Regions from separate parts of the Homo sapiens genome. Here all the other regions are linked to region 3. The links are chromatin contacts, found by Hi-C or POLR2A ChIA-PET in ENCODE. All regions are on one chromosome and are shown on one strand. Each heading gives the region's core, a stretch centred on a gene start or an enhancer-like site at or near the end of the contact. The rest is flanking DNA. Distances are from core to core; before and after follow the strand shown.

Region 1 (4,234 bases), core at 412-2,911, 680 kb before region 3:
ATTTTTACAATCTGCTGTTTGGTTTTCCTGTCATTTACTCCCTGCTCAGCAGAGCTCTTCTGCAGTGATCATTGCGCTTGTTTAGCAGGCAGGCTACATTCTACACACTTGCTTTTGCTGATCTCACCTTAGCATTTTGTGGTAACAAAGCTGTGTGCACAACCAAAGTTGTGCCTTTCTTACTCTGTAAGATGGGCTGCCTTCCTGCAGATGACTTTTGTTCTATGTTCCACTGTGTCTTGTTTGTGCCATTCTTAATTTACACGACAGAGATGCTGTCATCACCAATTAACATTAATCAAGGGCCCCCTGGATGCATGGCTGCATTGGGACTAATTTAATATGCTCTTTGTTCCAGATATCAGGTGGCTTCTTCAAATGATTTTTAAGTATCTCGATGATGATGAAGAACAAAGACATCAATCAGGATTCAGGAAGACAGCTTTTGCGGAAAATGCTTAAAGGGAAGCATCAAGGATTGGTGTTGATATTTGAAAGTTTAAGAGTGGTATACTTTTATTCAGTCAACACATGACAAATGTAAAAGGCACTCATTTGTTGTTCCTGGAAGAAGCCTGGCAGCATTCCATTCAGACATCTGCCCTTTCATCGTCCCACTTTTTACTTATTGCAGTCCTTTCAGTCTGAATATTTCCTCCTGACGCATCTTCTGCCGTCCGAAATGACTCCCTGCTCCCAGATCCTGTAGCCCTTATTATTGACACCTTTCATTTAGAAATTTAGCACATGTCACATTACACCATTATTGAATAAATAATGAATAAATAAATAAATAAAGATGTATGTCCTTCCCAAGTATATCAGAGAACTATCTGGACAATTTCTTTCTTTCCCAATTCTCAGAATCAGCAGTATTCTGTCAAGAAACATTTATCGACGATGATGGCAATAGTCGATTAAAATCAGATGAAGTTTTATTTTTAAAAAAAGGTTGAGCGGAGAGACAAGGCTGAAGGTTTGGAAGTTGAGACAACCATCTTCAATAAACGTTTTCTCATCTAAGGGCTGTATGTACATCATTTTGGGGAAGGTAGAGATTGAAGGAGGAAGAACATCACTGGAGGAAGAGACAGCAGTTTGTCTTTCGAGTTTCAATAAAGTTTCAAAAATCTTGCCTAAGTTATATATTTTTTTGGCCTTTCCCTTTTGATGTGACAATAAACTGTAATGCGGCTGTCGTTTGTACGAACCGATATTCAGCAGAATAAATCTGAGCACTTTCAGAAAAAGAAGCGTTCGGTTTTCTCATAGATGTTAGCATGAAGAACACACTTTGACCTTTGATGCTGTCAAGCACCTGGGCCAGCGAGGCTGGCGGCTGGCGAATTCCACCAGCAAGCAGACGCATTGCTGCGCAGGACCCGGCGAACCAGGGACCGGTCCACCCAACCCAGGAAGGCACCCCCGGGGTCCCGCCCAGCCCGGTTCCGGGAGCCTTATTGGCCGGCCTTCCGCCCGCCATCTCTATCAGCCCCAGGGATTTGGCAAGGGAGGTAGGCGGCTCCCTTTCGGCCACTCATTGGTCAAATCCTAATGGAGGTAAGGCACTCTGCGAGTCTCTATTGGTCCCTAGGCTCCAAAAAGGGCGGGGAAAAACAGACCGACAGGCCTCTAGGCGGGAAGCGCGGAGTGCGCCGGCGCGTAGTCGGGGACGCCGGGCCGAGGCTTTGCTAGGGAACACTGTTATCGCCCCGCCCCCTCGGAGCTTTTTCTCCAGTTAACTGTCGGAGTAGCGGGGGCTCCGGCGCCGGGCGACATGCCGGTGCGCTTCAAGGTGAGGCTGGGGTCCCCGGGCCGGAATGTGGCTGGGGGGAGCCATGGCCGGGGAGGTGTGGAGCGCCGAGGTCACGCTGCTTTTCTGCGCTGCAGCCCTCTGCCCGGCGGAAGCTGCCAGCCCCAGGGCCTGCTCGAGGGGCCCCAGAATCTGCCCGCCGCCTCTTAACCTAGTTCCCTCTCCGCTCACTCACATTTGCAAGCTGCAGTGTGTCGAAGAGTCAGATGGTGCGAGACACATTTACTTAGGGGGACTCAAGAGGAGTGGAGATGGGAGGAGGTCCCTTTGCGAAGAGAACTAAAGGCGACTTCAGATTGGGACACCTGTGGCCCATTTAGCTTAGCATTTAACCCCCATTACCTTTAAAACTTTAGTGTATGTGGCTTTTAAAGGCTTGAGAAATGGGTTCTTAGTAAAGACAGCGTATAAAGAAATACACGTTTTTCATCGTTGTGCATTCTTAGCGTATGTTAAAAGTTCCAGGTAGCTGGTAGCTGTCAGGGACTAGCACCCTGCAACTTCACAGGTGGCCACAGCGTCCCACATCTCCTGACTCATTTATCTTAAAGGCGTGTATTCAGAATGGAAGGGGAGTTTGCCTTTTGTTGACTTTATCAAATAGCAAAAGGTCCTAGGCATGGTACATAATATTGTGTACTCGGTGAAAACCTGCGATAAATCTAGAATGATGAGAATTTAGATTGTCATTAGTTATCCGACAAGAACTCATGCTTTGGAATCAGATAATCAGTGAAAGGGTAACCTCTGAGCCTGGAATTCCTGGTAGCATCTGCCTCAAGTGGTGTTGTGGATTAAAGGATATAACACGTGTGAACTGCTTAGCACAGGGCTGGGTGAATATTAGCTCTTATTAAGGAGCTCGTCTGTGTTTAATTTTCAGTCTTAAGTCTCTTTTGGGAGGTTCAGAAATTATTTTTCACCGATGTCTGCTTTAAAACATCATTCATTAATTGGACTGTACTCAAAAGTGTACTTTGCATTACAGGGGCTGAGTGAATACCAGAGGAACTTCCTGTGGAAAAAGTCTTATTTGTCCGAGTCTTGTAATTCCTCCGTGGGGCGAAAGTACCCATGGGCTGGACTTAGATCAGATCAATTAGGTAAGTTGAGCAGGCTAATAGCCATTCTAACCTGGGCTAAGTTTATAACTTGGGCCAAGCCGTTATAACTTGGGCTAAGTAAACCTTGGGCTAAGTTTACCAAATGATATATTAAAAGTTCAGTTGGCCTGGTTGATTTATTCATTTATTAATCAAGTATTTATTGAAGGTTTACTATGAGCCAGGACTATTCCCAGCAGCTAGTGTGGCAGGCCAGGTTTCACTAATGGAGGCCTCCATCACAACTGTTTCGGTACTGACTGAGCGGTTAAGTTAAATATTGAAAGCTAAAAAAAGCCAGTGCCCTTACACAAAGGCTGGGATGTCACAAAAGCCCATCAAGAGTATTGCCTAGGCCTTTCCTGGGCCATAAAGCATGACAAAATAAGGAATTCTTAACAGGATCCGTTTAGGATTAAACAAGTTTTACTGGGGGTCTGAAGAAACTCCCCAGGCCTCCACAAATTTATTGGCGGTCTGAAGGAACTCCTCAAACCTCCATGATTCAGCAGGAGACAAGATAAGGGTAATCAGCCCAGCACCTAGACCCATTTAGATTAAGTAAATTTACTGATGCTCCAGAAGAAGGTCTTCAGGACTCAGACCTTAGTTATAGATTAAAAGAAGTTAATCACTTATATCCTTAGATGAATGCACACTTACACGTAGACATATAGCTTAGAAGGTATATAAGCTCTGAAAAACTTTGTAATTTGGGGTTCGTCTGGTGATAATTTGCAGGCCTTCTTCCCGTAACTGGTTATAGAAATAAAAACTCTCTTTCTCCCTAGTTTATCTGCATCTCGTTATTGGCCGAGAGAAATAGCAGCCTGACCCTCAGTTTGGTCTGGGAACACTAGGGATATAGCCCTGAACCAAAGTCCCTTAACTGTGGAGAGAAACAGTAAGCAAGTCACTCAATAATTAAGGGAATTTCAGGTTTTTATATAAAATTGTAGGGAAGTGTGATACATAACATGCGGGAGGAGTGGATTGGAGGGAAAATGCTTTAGATTAGATGGTTGGGAAAGGCTCTTTTTGAGGAGGTGATATTTGAGCTGAGACCTGAAAGCTGAGGGGACAATGCTGGGGAAGAGTGCTCCCAAGGTCTTGAGAAATGGAAGCTTAGGGAGATGAGGTCGCTGCCCCAGCTTTACAGCTAGTAAGTGGCAGAACCATGATTTGAAATCAAGTCTGTTTTGTGCAAAGCATGTAATTTCAGAGGTCATGTTCTTGTTATCACACATGCCTCCTCCCTGTGTCCCAGGGAAGGCAGAGTCCTGGGCCAGAGTTTCCCGGAGGGTGATAGAACAGAAGG
Region 2 (4,455 bases), core at 330-2,829, 530 kb before region 3:
TCCTTCCCTTCCCTGAATCTCTTTGCCTCTTTTCTACTGGTGCTTCCTAGAATCACCACCAAAAAAAAAAAAAAAAAAAAAAAATCCTTGTCTCAAGCTCTGTTTCTGAGGTAACCCAACCTCAGTTTCTATATGTAAAATATTTCAATTTAACCTGAACAAATACGTTAAACATGAAGAAATGTACAAATACAACTTCTAAATCAGGTTACAAGGGAAAAAAACCCATAAAATGGAAATAAAAATGATGAGCACACATTGTGCTTGCTATATGCCAAGTATTATTCCAAGAGCTGCACATATAACTCATTTGAATCCCACAAAAAACCTGTGAAGTAGAGTCCAGAGACTTTAAGGAGCTTGCCTAGATTCACACAGTTTACACAGCTGGTAAAAGATGGAGCCTGGACTCAAACTCAGTCTTGCTCCTTTGTCTGTGCTGTTTGTTAACCATGATACTATCATAGAGATGTTTTAAAAAGGTGATTTATTAGTAATGACATGATATCATGAAAGTATTATGCCCAGTTATGTTGTTTATATGAATAGTGCAGAAAACGAATAACATTTGTTGTCATTATAATCTCAAAGAAGACAGGATCCTCATATAAACAGGAGCAGTTATGAGATAAACACATTTTTAAAAAATCCCTTTAAATGGATGTCAGTTCATGAAAGTGATTTGTCATTAATGTCCAACAGTGAATGACTATGAACAGCAGCTTTTGAGATTGGCAGTAACACAGCTTTTAGGAAAACAGAGGGCAGGCATAGTTTAAAGCTAACATCAGCATGTGTAATGAGGTATCATCCTATTCCCTATGTGGCTTGGGCACTAACTTGCAGCTGAAGAATAGAGATCTGTTTGGGCTTGCAGCCCTGGCTAAATGGCCCTGCTGGTTCCACCCCCCAGGTCTGATGGTCAAGAATTATTGGATACTTCATGTAAAGCACTCAGCCAGGCACTTTGAGATAGATGAAGAAGACTAAGAGGCAGTGTATACTCTCTAGGACCTTAAAACCTAGTGAGGAAGAAAAGCACATGAGGATAACTTGGACTTTTTTTCTTCTATGAGAAAAACATCTGGTAAGGTTATTCAGACCACTCAGCTTCATATGGATTTATAGATGTTGGTGCAATTTTTACTCCTTGGCTTCAGCTATTGAAGCTGTGGCAGCAGGTGTGATTACCTCAGAAGAGCGAAGGTGCAAAACAAACTCTTGAGGTCTTGGGAGCTCTGCAGGTGGTTTCCTTGCAGTTCTTCAAATAAAAGGAAGTCTAAGAGCTTCCTGACTCTGTGATAGAGAATGCTACCATGCAAGGCCATCACTTGAAGCCTTTGCTCTTTGCAGAGGCAGAAGCGTCCCTGAGTGCATTGAGACGCTGGGCTGAAGAGAGGAATGACATCAGCACCAGGTGGGGGAGAAGAGCGATTTCCTTTTTTCTCAGGGTGACCCACAGGAAGGACATGGGAAGTTAGGTCAGAATTGGCTTGACACCTCTGTCCTGGGAAATCCTATCAGGTGACTAAGAAGAAAACAACCCACCAAGTTACTGCTCTTTGCCGAGAGATGGAAGGCACCTTGGGGGAAACCCCTGACCACAGGCCAATAGAACAGAATGTTGTTAGTCTTGCTGAAAAAGCCAACCAGAAAAATACTTCTTCAAATTCACCTGGGGTGACAAGAAATATTTCCCATTCTTGGGTTCTTTCACTTTCCTAATGGAAGCATAGATTGAACACTTTGTGAAATGTCATTTAGATTTTCCCTCTTGTGATTGGCTTTATTTTTCTTTTTAGGAAAAAAAAGACAGAGTGCAGGGCATACTTTTTTTGTGGTTGATAGGATTCCTAATGCAACCATAAATATGACCAGCATATAAGTCATGATCTATGATTCTAATTAGCAAATGATGTTTCTAATTTTCAAATAGGACAAGTTATATATCATTAAGTTTTGGGATGCCTAATCTTTTTTATTCCATCAATTTTTATTTTAAGTTCTGGGGTACACGCACAGGATGTACAGGTTTGTTACATAGGTAAATGTGTGCTATGCTGATTTGCTGCACAGATCAACCCATCACCTAGATATTAAGCCCAGCATCCATTTGCTATTCTTCCTGATGCTCTTCCTCACCCCACTTCCCCAACAGGCCTCAGTGCGTATTGTTCCCCCCATGTGTCCATGTGATCTCATCGTTCAGCTTCCACTTGTGAGTGAGAACATGTGGTGTTTGGTTTTCTGCTCCTGTGTTAGTTTGCTGAGGATAACAGCTTACAGTTCCATCCATGTTCTTGCAAAGGACATGATCTCATTCCTTTTTATGGCTGCATAGTATTCCATGGTGTATATTTATACCACATTTTCTTTATCCAGTCTATCATTGATGGGCATGTGGGTTGATTCCATGTCTTTGTTATTTTGAATAGTGCTACAATGAACATATGTGTGCATGTGTTTTTATAATAGAACGATTTATATTCCTTTGGGTATACACCCAATAATGGGATTGCTGGTTCAAATGGTATTTCTGTTTCTAAATCTTTGAGGAATTGCTACACTGTCTTCCACAATGGTTGAACTAATTTACATTCCCACTAACCATCTAAAAGCATTCCTTTTTCTCTGCAACCTCACCAGCATCATTTTTTCTTGACTTTTTAATAATCACCATTCTGACCGGTATGAGATGGTATCTGATTATTATTTTGATTTACGTTTCTCTAATGACCAGTAATGTTGAGCTTTTTTCATGTTTGTTGGCTGCATGCATGTCTTCTTTTGAGAAGTGTCTGTTCATATCCTTTGCCTACTTTTTAATGGGGTTGAGTTTTTTTTTAATGTAAATTTGTTTAACTTCTTTGTAGACTCTGGATATCAGACCTTTATCAGATGGCTAGATTGCAAAAATTTTCTCTCATTCTATAGGATGTCTGTTCACTCTGATGATAGTTTCTTTTGCTGTGCAGAAGCTCTTTATTTTAATTAGATCCCATTTGTCAATTTTTGCTTATGTTGCAATTGCTTTTGGTGTTTTTGTCATAAAATCTTTGTCCATGCCTATCTTCTGAATGGCATTGCCTGGATTTTCTTCTAGGGTTTTTATAGTTTTGGGTTTCACATTTAAGTCTTTTATCCATCTTGAGTTAATTTTTGTATAAGGTTTAAGGAAGGGTCCAGTTTCAATTTTCTGCATATGGCTAGCCTATTCTCCCAGCACCATTTGTTAAATAGGGAATATGTTCCCCCTTGCTTGTTCTTGTCAGATGAGATGGTTGGGGATGCCAAATCTTAATTAAAGAAACTGACACATGTTTAGAGTTGCCTGAAGTTAAAAAAAAAAAAATTCTGTGCTGCAATCTAAAAGAAGCTACCCTCTTTGAAGAAGAAAAGAGATAAGAACTTTAGCTTTCTTACTTAGCTTTATGATACCCATTGCCTTTCTAAGTTAAAAGATTAGGAAAAAACCTTTAAATGCCAGTTACCACAAATTCTTTTGGAATTAGGGAAATGATAGCTAAAATTATAGCTAAAATAATCATGCAAGCAAATAAATTAAAACAAAAAAGAAAAAAAAAACATCAGAATGCAAAAAACAAAACAAAACAAAACAAAAAACCCAAATTAAAGTTTGATAAATAGCAAATAAACAGTGGCTTTATAGGTTTTTCAAATTTAAAAAGTCTTAAGAAGGCAATCCCAACAAGGAAGTATTATAAACATGAAAGGAATAGGTTTTTGGGCAATGTAAGTCTGAGTAGGCAGTGACGGTGTTTGCTCTAAAGCCATTAAAGTAAATTTAAGAATTTACTTTTTTTTTTTTTTTTGAGACAGAGTCTCACATTATTGCCTGGGCTGGAGTGCAGTGCCGTGATCTCGGCTCACTGCAACCTCTGCCTCCTGGGTTCAAGTGAATCTCTTGCCTCATTCTCCTGAGTAGTTGGGATTACGGGTGCCTGCCACCATGTCCAGCTAATTTTTTGTACTTTTAGTAGAGACGGGGTTTCACTATGTTGGCCAGGCTGGTCTCGGACTCCTGACCTCGTGATTCGCCTGCCTTGGCCTCCCAAAGTGCTGGGATTACAGGCGTGAGCCACTGCGCCCAGCCAAGAATTTACTTTATATGTAATACATGTATATATTTTAGAGACAGAGTTGCTTAGGCTGTTGCCCAGGCTGGAGCACAATGACGTGATCACAGCTCAGTGCAGCCTTGAATTTTTGGGCTCAAGCGATCCTCCCACCTTGGTCTCTTGAGTAGTTGGGACTACAGGCACAACACACCATGACCAGCTAATTAAAAAAAATATTTTTTTGATACAAGGTCTCAATATGTTGCCTAGGTTGGTTTTGAATTCCAGGCTTCAAAAGATCTTCCTGCCTCGGCCTTCTGAGGCACTGGGATTACAGGCATGAGCCACTGTGCCCAGCCAAAAATTTATTTTAAAA
Region 3 (4,337 bases), core at 936-3,435:
ATGGCCTTTTCTTCAAGAACTCAACTTTCACTTAGCAAATAAAACCAATCCCTAGCAAGCCTCCCTCACACAGAACCATCTTAGGCTGTTCCTGTGGAAAATCCAATTGGGAAAAAAAGACCTCCAAACCATCACCTCCTCCAAGTGCAGACCTCCTCCAGGCTGGCCATCACCATCCAAGGGTGATCCCTGGGAGCTGAGAAAAGGTACATGCTTTAGTCGAATCCAGCTTGCCAGTCTCCGCAGCCACCAGCAACCAGTCCCACGCTGGCCTCTCCCCTCCCAGAGACCACAGCACCTGTTAGGTGCTTTTTCTTTCCCACCTCCAAAGCAACGCTTGCCCTTTCCTTTTGAATAATGTCCAACTGCAGAATCCTACAGGGGTGGCTTGTTTTGACTGCTGCGGCGGCCCTTATTTTTGTTAATGTTGATTACAATTTCTGCTGTGCTCAAACCTGTAGCACTCATAAAACATGCTTACACACGCGGGGGACAATTGGCGATGCTCCCTGCTGGCTGGAGCCAGGCCTGGGAGGCTCTTTGGGGGATCGATTTTCCGGGCAGGCCGGTCTGGCTGTCCCCTAACACGTATCTGTTTCTATAAATACCCACTACCCACGGGGAGGTGGGGGAAGGACAGAGATGTTTACCGGGTCAGGGAAGGGAACTCTGGGATGCAAGGACGAAAAATGAGGAAAGAAGGAAAGCAGCAAGGAGGAAGTTCCTAGGAAGAGGAGGTCATGGGTGGGCGAGCTCTGGAGGGGAAGTAAGGGGCCCACGCCACGAATCTTCCTTTGTGGCTGCAGCTTTGGGCTCGCCCAACTTAACCAGGGCGGCGTCGACGAGAGACCATCGGCCCGAGGCGTGGGGCTGCTTGTATCTCGACCCCTCTTCTCCCGGCGTCAGACCCCTCCAAGTCCGGGTGCTTCGGCCTGGGGCCCCTCCCGCCCCCACCGCCCGGGCCGCCCGCGGGCTGGGTCTCACCGTGTGGGCTGCGGCGGCAGCGTTGCTGGCCCGGAGAGGCGGCAGGGCGATGGGGGAGGGCGGGCCAGTCCCCACTCCGCTCCGGGTGGCCCCTGCACCGAGCCCCGGGGAAGCCTGAAGCTGACGAACGGCGCTGTCCCCACCTCGGCCTGGAAGCCACGTGCGGGAGGAGACAAAAGAGGGTCAGGGGGGAGAAAGTCACCCAGACCCCCCCTCCAACCCCGCTGGGCAGCGACAACCCTCTTCCAAAGAAAGACGGAGGAAGAGACCGGGGCAGTAAAAACGGGCGTTCGGGTCACGGCTCCCCAGCGCACACCCACGGGCGGGGCGCGGGCAGCTGCAAAGTTAAGTGGGGCCCTGGCGCGCGAGTTCGCGACCCGGCGGGGGAGCCGGGCCGCGCCGGGGCTAGGCGGCCCACGTTGCAGACGGCCAGCAGCCGGGAGGTGGGTTTGGACAGCTGAGCAGGGAGCCACGGCCACGCCAAGCCCCGGGCAGCGCAGGGCGGGGCGGCAGGCCTGGACGGTCCCCGCCCGGGCCCCCGGCAGGCAGAAGCCTCTTCGGGCCGAGGGCTCCCCGCGGAGGGGCCTTCGGGGCCGCGCACAACCCTGCATGGAGCCCGGGGCGCGTCGTCCGCCCGGGGGCTCCCCCGCGCCGCGCCGCCGACTTTGTTCGAGGTCCCGCAGGCAGCGGCCGCCCGCGCCACAGGGGCTGCCCAGGGCCGGCGGGGGTCCGGGGATGCGGCGCGGCGGCACGGCCTCCTTACCGGTCGGGTAGGCGGCGGGAGCGGCGGCCGAAGGTTTCCTGGTTAACATGGCCGCTGGAGAGGAAAATGCATTTCAGGGCTGCCGTCGCCGCCGCCGGTCCTGCTGCTACTTCTGGCGGCCGCCGCCGCCGCCTCCCGGCCGCCCCTCGCGCGGGTCCCCGGCGCCTCGTCGCCGCCTCGCGTCTGCTACAGCCAGACACACACAGTCCACTGCATCCCCTCGGCCGGGGCCCGCCGCCGCGAGCCCCCCGCTCTCCTCCTCGCCGCCGTCCTCCTCTTCCTCGGGCGGCTGCAGCACCCTCCGGCCCGTGCACATGCCTCGCCCTCCCCTGCGCGCCGCGGGCCTCCCCGTCTCCCTCACATAGGGGCGCGGGGAGCTGGAAGCGCTGCGAGGACCGAAGACCGCCTGGCTCGGGAGCCTCTCCCGGGCCCGCGCGCGCGCGCCCCCGCGCACTCACACACAGGCGCCGGCGCGCGGCCCCGCCCCCGCCGCCCTCCGCCGCCCTCCTCCGCCGCCGCAGGCCCCGCCCCCGGCTCCCCCGGCCGCGGCCACGCACACCCCACCCCCACCCAACCTCCCGCCCGGCTCCTCTCAGTCCCCCGGTTTGCGCGCAGCCGCCCCTCCGCTCCCCGGAAAACTCGGCGGCCTCCGCTCGCCCTCCTCCGCCCCCTCCGGCCATCTGCACTGCTTCCCTCGGCTCCACTCCGGCGACCTTTTCCCCTCCCCGGCCCCGCGGCGCCCCTTCTCTGCCCTACAGCTCAACCTACCGCTGCTGCCCTCCGGCCGAAAGCGCCGCAGAGACCCCTCCCCTGCCATGCGCACCCCTAAACATAAATGCATTTTCAGCTCTTCGAACTGAATGGCTGCTCACAGACAGTACTGCTTCCCCGTCCCCCCATTCTTGGTCCCAGCGACTTAGCCACTCCCCTCTCCCCAATTCATCATGTAGATAACTTAGTTGTGCGAGGGTCACCTCGGAGAGGCAAGTCCCGGGAGGGGCGGCCGCTGAGCTCGTTGACCCTGAGCAGGGGCGAAAGAGGGGGCTGCCCTCCCACCTCCACCACACACCCTCCCCGGTTTACTGACACCAAGTGACCGCTCGCCAGTCGCTAGGACAAGGGGAGGCAGAGAGGCGCGTGTGGACGGCAGCTGGGGAAGCAGTTGGCTGTGGGTTGCTAGGCAAAAATAAACATCAGAGACATCTCCTATTTCCTTACAACTCCGAGCCTTTCCCCTGCGCGGCCACTGGGAGAGACACACCTTCCTTTCAGCTCTGCGGTGAGGGAGCGACACCTCGAATTCCTCTCACCCCACCCGACACATCTCTTTCCCCCTTCCCTTCCAAGACACGTGGAGAATTTCCCTGCCTTTTTTATTCGCCATATACAACCTCTCTTTTCCTTGAAGACCAAAAAAAAATTGCTTTCCCGTCTCACATCCGCGCCTCGTCGTGCGTGGCACACAGTGCGCCTCTGTTCAAAGGTCACAGGTTTTGCCACTTCAACTGTGAGAGGAGGTGGGGTGGGAAAGCCCGACAAATCCCGGATGACGGGGCAGAGTTATGCCATGCACTTCCTTCTCGAGAGGTGCCTAGTTTCTGAAGTTCTCTTGGGGCCAGGGGTCCATTATGCTCTGCCCCGCCCGAGTATCTCTGGCTCCTGGCTGGACCTACTGTGCAGGCCCGAACTAGTGCAGACTCCAGTCGGAAGGGAGCCACCTCCTGCGGAGTTTCATCCACTCTACTGTTTGCAAATTGTCATAGCAACCTCCTACAGAGCGCATCCGCAGCTTTATACAAACGCCAAAAACTGTTTCAAGGTACAGTGTGACCCTCTCAGAGTCTCTGGGACTCCTAAAGAGGCCTCCAAGTTAGGGTCACTGGGAGAGGGAACCTGTGACAAAAAGAATTTTCCCTAGTATTACGTCCCTCCAAACAAAACAAAACAAAACAAAACAAAACAAAACACCCTTTCGGGGCCTTCTCCTAATAAAGTAGACCCACAGTAAAATAATCCAATAATATGCCTTTAGAGGAATCATGACCTGAACTGACCCTAGCAAGAAATATCCCCCTATGCTTGTCACTGGCGACCATCACATTTAAATCCACATGCGGAAGCATATTTAGTGTTTAGAATCGACTAAAAGAAAAGGGCTACTAAGTAGCAGAGATGACACTAGAACCGGTTTTCTGACTCCCAGTCTGATTTCACTATGACTTCCATCACACTACTTTCCTTACACTTTCAAGAAAGCTCACACCTCTTTTTTCTCCTTTCAAAACAATTATTTTCATACCATTTTCCTTTTTAAAATGAGTACTCCATACAACTGATGTTCAAATAAAAAAATGAAACAAAAAAATCAATTTTAATATAATATGACACCCCTTTTTGCTTAAGTTATTCGTACAATACTTCAGTAGAAGCTAAATATGCCACTGTTTTCTCATGAATAAAATAAATGCTAGTTACTGGAAGCCATAGTTTACGATTTCCAAATTAGTAATATTAATTTACTCATTTAACATGAGGAAAAGGAGCACTGATTCTTTTTTTTTTTTTTTTTTGACAAAGGATCACAATCATT

What was found. A loop is a pair of places that touch in the nucleus more often than their neighbours do. ChIA-PET counts read pairs that join two places held with the same protein, here RNA polymerase II (POLR2A). Pooled maps may share reads with other maps.
Region 1: a loop to region 3 is called in a pooled map, with 7 times the contacts of the local background. The contact joins the promoter of MDM1 here to the promoter of DYRK2 in region 3. A Hi-C loop is called at or near these places in 13 of 50 pooled maps.
Region 2: a loop to region 3 is called in a map of CD8-positive, alpha-beta T cell, with 2.5 times the contacts of the local background. The contact joins the enhancer-like site here to the promoter of DYRK2 in region 3. A Hi-C loop is called at or near these places in 3 of 168 maps with a recorded cell type or tissue (CD8-positive, alpha-beta T cell and naive thymus-derived CD4-positive, alpha-beta T cell) and 10 of 50 pooled maps. POLR2A ChIA-PET finds 5 or more read pairs at or near these places in 2 of 52 experiments (CD4-positive, alpha-beta T cell and naive thymus-derived CD8-positive, alpha-beta T cell).

The regions. Positions count from the first base shown.
Region 1 is chr12:68,329,789-68,334,022 of GRCh38, reverse strand. MDM1 (Mdm1 nuclear protein) reads left to right here and starts at 1,661. Exons shown (of 15, transcript NM_001354969.2): 1 at 1,661-1,795; 2 at 2,802-2,916. The coding sequence starts at 1,778. It overlaps LOC105369819 (a long non-coding RNA gene), which reads right to left and starts at 1,392. Exons shown (of 3, transcript XR_945057.3): 1 at 1-1,392. RefSeq lists a silencer at 1,461-1,720 and an enhancer at 2,021-2,110.
Region 2 is chr12:68,172,820-68,177,274 of GRCh38, reverse strand. No RefSeq gene overlaps it. Among named protein-coding and RNA genes, the nearest start is that of IFNG, 15 kb to the right of the region's middle. RefSeq lists an enhancer at 1,308-1,367. Within about 2 kb of position 1,579, at least 6 of the 41 ENCODE cell types and tissues checked have a DNase peak (open chromatin) inside an H3K27ac peak, as active enhancers do; they include CD4-positive, alpha-beta T cell and CD8-positive, alpha-beta T cell, where a contact is called at or near this core.
Region 3 is chr12:67,646,593-67,650,929 of GRCh38, reverse strand. It overlaps DYRK2 (dual specificity tyrosine phosphorylation regulated kinase 2), which reads right to left and starts at 2,185. Exons shown (of 3, transcript NM_006482.3): 1 at 1,748-2,185; 2 at 985-1,133. The coding sequence starts at 1,796. RefSeq lists silencers at 793-1,182, 1,343-2,002, 2,013-2,312, 2,413-2,522.